Linked DNA regions of Homo sapiens: region 2 is linked to region 1. Evidence: chromatin loops called from intact Hi-C (ENCODE). Cell type or tissue: sigmoid colon. All regions are shown on one strand.

Region 1 (2,500 bases):
GCTAAGTAAGGACAGTCCGATGAGGGGAAAGCTTTCATGCCAAAAGAGAGAAAAACCTTGATTTTTCAAGGAAATCTATGCATACGGAAACCTTCTTTTAATCCAGTTTGATAGGGTGTTAGGGAGCAGGCTTCATTTTAGGACAGATGCACTTTTGTCACCAGACTCCATTATAAAGTGTCAACACTCTAGCCAGGACTCTTTGTAGCAAGGCATTATATTTTAATTTGCCAGCCTTTAAAGACTGGTGCATTTTGTTTTGGTGGGGGGCTACAGGGGTATTTTTTATCGGTCTCAAATGTCAAGAATAAGTTATGTGCCAACAGATGGATATAAAATGAAAGTAAGCTAGAAGAGAAAGCTTTTTGTGGAACAGCCAGACTTTTAACATTAGTCTGACTTGGGTTAGTATCTTTGCTTTGTTGCCTATAGGCTGTGCAAACTTGGGCAAATTATTTAACATCTGAGAATCACTGATGTAAAATGGTCTTGTGAGACTTTAATCAAGTCAAGTATGCATGAAATGCTGTCTATTGTGTCTGCTTTTGTTTGTTATGGAAACATCTCATTTCTTTCAAAAGAACCTCTTTTTCTTGCTAAGCTTAAAGTGAAGACTTGCTGAAATTATTTCAGCATTTTACTCCTGGCCATTTTCCATAGGAAGGCTCCTAATAGTGTCTAACTCCTGAAAGCAGAAAGTGACCTTCAAAACTGACCCATCTTCCCTGGAATCTCTCTAAGAGCTGAGGGATTAGGGTTCTTAGAGATTTGTGTATCTTTGATGGCACTAAAATGACATAGAGTTTACATGTATACACCTGGAAAAGGTATTAAATGTTATCAGATGGCCCTCAAAGGTCTAGAACATGGTAGCTGTGCATTGAGGAAACATTCTGCAAAAACCATTGTCTCAGAAAGAAACATCCAGCTCTATATTAATTGTATGCTCAGACCCATCCCTGCTGGGTTAGGTCAGCATTTGTACTTGGTTTGCATATTTTATACCATTGTGTGACATCAACAATCTGCAAGTCACATTTGCCGGGCTGCCTGTGCAGAATGGCAGCTGCTGGGCCTAGAGTCTAGTGCAGGTACTTGTGAAGGGATCATTCTTACTGAATATGTCTGTTCTCTTCTATGTACTTTCTGACCCTCCAGGGCAGCTGGATACAGTGGACCTGAATAAGCTAAACGAGATTGAAGGCACCCTAAACAAAGCCAAAGATGAAATGAAGGTCAGCGATCTTGATAGGAAAGTGTCTGACCTGGAGAATGAAGCCAAGAAGCAGGAGGCTGCCATCATGGACTATAACCGAGATATCGAGGAGATCATGAAGGACATTCGCAATCTGGAGGACATCAGGAAGACCTTACCATCTGGCTGCTTCAACACCCCGTCCATTGAAAAGCCCTAGTGTCTTTAGGGCTGGAAGGCAGCATCCCTCTGACAGGGGGGCAGTTGTGAGGCCACAGAGTGCCTTGACACAAAGATTACATTTTTCAGACCCCCACTCCTCTGCTGCTGTCCATGACTGTCCTTTTGAACCAGGAAAAGTCACAGAGTTTAAAGAGAAGCAAATTAAACATCCTGAATCGGGAACAAAGGGTTTTATCTAATAAAGTGTCTCTTCCATTCACGTTGCTACCTTACCCACACTTTCCCTTCTGATTTGCGTGAGGACGTGGCATCCTACGTTACTGTACAGTGGCATAAGCACATCGTGTGAGCCCATGTATGCTGGGGTAGAGCAAGTAGCCCTCCCCTGTCTCATCGATACCAGCAGAACCTCCTCAGTCTCAGTACTCTTGTTTCTATGAAGGAAAAGTTTGGCTACTAACAGTAGCATTGTGATGGCCAGTATATCCAGTCCATGGATAAAGAAAATGCATCTGCATCTCCTACCCCTCTTCCTTCTAAGCAAAAGGAAATAAACATCCTGTGCCAAAGGTATTGGTCATTTAGAATGTCGGTAGCCATCCATCAGTGCTTTTAGTTATTATGAGTGTAGGACACTGAGCCATCCGTGGGTCAGGATGCAATTATTTATAAAAGTCTCCAGGTGAACATGGCTGAAGATTTTTCTAGTATATTAATAATTGACTAGGAAGATGAACTTTTTTTCAGATCTTTGGGCAGCTGATAATTTAAATCTGGATGGGCAGCTTGCACTCACCAATAGACCAAAAGACATCTTTTGATATTCTTATAAATGGAACTTACACAGAAGAAATAGGGATATGATAACCACTAAAATTTTGTTTTCAAAATCAAACTAATTCTTACAGCTTTTTTATTAGTTAGTCTTGGAACTAGTGTTAAGTATCTGGCAGAGAACAGTTAATCCCTAAGGTCTTGACAAAACAGAAGAAAAACAAGCCTCCTCGTCCTAGTCTTTTCTAGCAAAGGGATAAAACTTAGATGGCAGCTTGTACTGTCAGAATCCCGTGTATCCATTTGTTCTTCTGTTGGAGAGATGAGACATTTGACCCTTAGCTCCAG
Region 2 (2,500 bases), 76 kb after region 1:
ATGTCTAGAATAGGCAAGTCTGGAGAGACAGAAAGTAGACTGGTGGCTGCCGAGGGCTGGAGGTGGGACTGGAGGGAAGAGATGTGGCAGGGTGGGGGACACAACTGCTAAAGGGCACAGGATTTCTTTCCGGAATGATCAAAATGTTCTAAAATTAATATTGACGGTGATGGCTGTACAACTCTGAGAATCAGCTAAGAACCATTGGATTGTACATTTTAAATGGGTGAATTGCATGGCATATGAATTATATCTCAATTGAGGAATTACCAACAGAAAGAACTGAATGGAATAAAATAGCAGGTAGATGGAATTAATCATGATAAAAAGCAGACATCATTTAATTAAACAATAGGGAAACAAATGATAATTTTTTTAAAAAATGTAAACTGAGCCAAACAGTGAACCAAAGTAAACTAAACAGTTGAGTGATGAACTTGGTTTACATTCTGGCACAAACCCCTGCTCTCTTTAGGAGTGGCAGACAGTTCTCGGCCCAGCTGCTACCCACCAAGTACACTCTGAGCAGCACTGTGTAGGCAAGTGAGTCCTTAAGTGTGTGAGAGAGGTCCGCACGGGCGAGGATGGCTAGGAGAAGCCTCATCGAAGAAGGACTGCCCAGCTTCGTGATGTTTGCTCATGAGCAGTTGATTTTTATGTGCATAGTTGTGAAGCATTTGGAAGCATGTCCCTAATTTTCTTTTTCTTCTTCCCCAGAGACTCCAAGTGTGACTGTGACCCAGCTGGCATCGCAGGGCCCTGTGACGCGGGCCGCTGTGTCTGCAAGCCAGCTGTCACTGGAGAACGCTGTGATAGGTCTGTGTGAACCGTGGCCCTACAAACAGCAGAGAGAGTCCCTTGCCAACTAGCATGAGAATTAATCCTCCGAGTGTAATTATGGAAAAGGGATACTTGACAAACGTTGATGACCTTCTTCCTGCTCTCTGTCCTCAAAAACTAAGCTTTTACAACAACAACAGCAAAAACACACACACACACTGAGCACCCAAATCTCACTGGACTCCATACTCTGCTCTGGGCACCCTCTCTTTATTTTGACTTTGGGAGAGGCACAGGACCCCAGAGATTCCTCCCACCAGCTGGCTCCAAATCCCAGGTGCTCTGTATGAGGCAGTAATCAATAGTGAGATCCTGGGACACAGGCTGGTTGCAGGAAAGGCCTGGCCTAATTAAACATGCTGCGAAAATTCTTGTAAGAGGGCCTATCACAGCATATGGCCATATATAACCATCGTGTACAGAAGAGGCACTGCCCTGGGGATAGGATGGCAGTTACATGCACACACATGAATGGGCATGGGGCTGGGAGGAGGTAAGAGCCCTTTGGGCCAAGCCACACTGGAGGAGGTGGAGCAGTGAGGCACCATCCCCCCAAGCTGCCGGTGCAGGACGTGCCTTAAGTACAACTGTGCTCTGGCTTTAAACTCTTCCCTCCCAGAGGCTGTTGAGCAGAGGGCTGTGAGGCTGGCGTCAGAAGCAAAGGCTTCCTCCTCATTTCCTTAAAAGTAAGAAAGCAGTTCTTTGGCACCCTGCCAGTCACTTATACCTGCACAGAGGAAATGTCAAATACACTCCTAGCTTGTGTTTTCAGGGGTTTCTGGCTGCTGAGGTGAAGGCAGGGACATAAAGTTTAAGTGTTAAAAAGGAAGTCACTTGTTGAAAGCCTTTTTAATTTCAAAATAAAAGACAGAAATAGAATGCCACATAAAAGAAATGTTATCACCACCAATGGTAAGAAATAGACCTCTGCTAAAACTGCGTCCCAGTGACAATGCCCCCCTCCTCCCTAGAAGTGACCACTATTCTGACTTTTATGGTAATCGCTTTCTTTCTTTGCTTCATAATTTATGACCCCAGTGTGTTCCTAAACACAATCATTTAGTTTTGCCTAATTCCCTTCCTTTCCCTTCTTTTGTCTTCCCTCCCCACTCCTCCCCTCCCATCCTTCCTTGTTTTTTTAAGCTCTTTTAATCAGCAGGTTTCTTCTCCATAGAAACCATAATAATTCTTTTAACTCTTGCTCTTAGAGAAAAAACAAAGCTTGTTTAGTTACAACTGTTCTCTGAAGCACCTGCTCTTCACAGCTACCCTGCTTTTCTGTGATACTGTACTCAGAACATTCCCCCCAACATGTGGTGCAGTGGCTTAGACTACATGATTTGGAGACAGATGTACATGAATTTCAATCTTGCCTCAGCCATGTACCTGCTATATGTCAAGAGTTTCTTAACCTCTTGGCCTTAGTCTCCTCATCTAAGAAAATTGGAAATAGCAATTCCTCATAGGGTTGGAGGGAGGTTAAATGAGAGAACACACACAAGGTGCCTGGCACAACATAAGTGCTAAATAAATAATCATTGAAACTATCGTTATTTCACATTATTTCATGTGGAAGGATGTAGTTAACTTGAGCAGAGGACAAACAAGTCCTCCCCAGCTTCCCCTGCCTTCTTCTCTGTGACTCCAGCATCGAGGATGC

The links. A loop is a pair of places that touch in the nucleus more often than their neighbours do. Peaks named below come from ENCODE experiments on the same cell type or tissue, not always from the same donor. Only the 100,000 strongest peaks of a DNase experiment are listed, where the experiment ranks them.
Region 2: a loop joins it to region 1, with 2.3 times the contacts of the local background. A loop is called at or near these places in 13 of 110 quality-filtered maps.

The regions. Positions count from the first base shown.
Region 1 is chr1:183,141,376-183,143,875 of GRCh38, forward strand. LAMC1 (laminin subunit gamma 1) reads left to right here. Exons shown (of 28, transcript NM_002293.4): 28 at 1,159-2,500. The coding sequence ends at 1,415. Among named protein-coding and RNA genes, the nearest start is that of LAMC1-AS1, 1.4 kb to the left of the region's middle. In sigmoid colon, no CTCF peak of the experiment used is centred here; no DNase peak of the experiment used is centred here; H3K27ac peaks cover 987 bases.
Region 2 is chr1:183,217,673-183,220,172 of GRCh38, forward strand. LAMC2 (laminin subunit gamma 2) reads left to right here. Exons shown (of 23, transcript NM_005562.3): 4 at 718-816. Among named protein-coding and RNA genes, the nearest start is that of LAMC2, 33 kb to the left of the region's middle. In sigmoid colon, no CTCF peak of the experiment used is centred here; DNase peaks (open chromatin) are centred at 766 and 1,469; H3K27ac peaks cover 1,024 bases.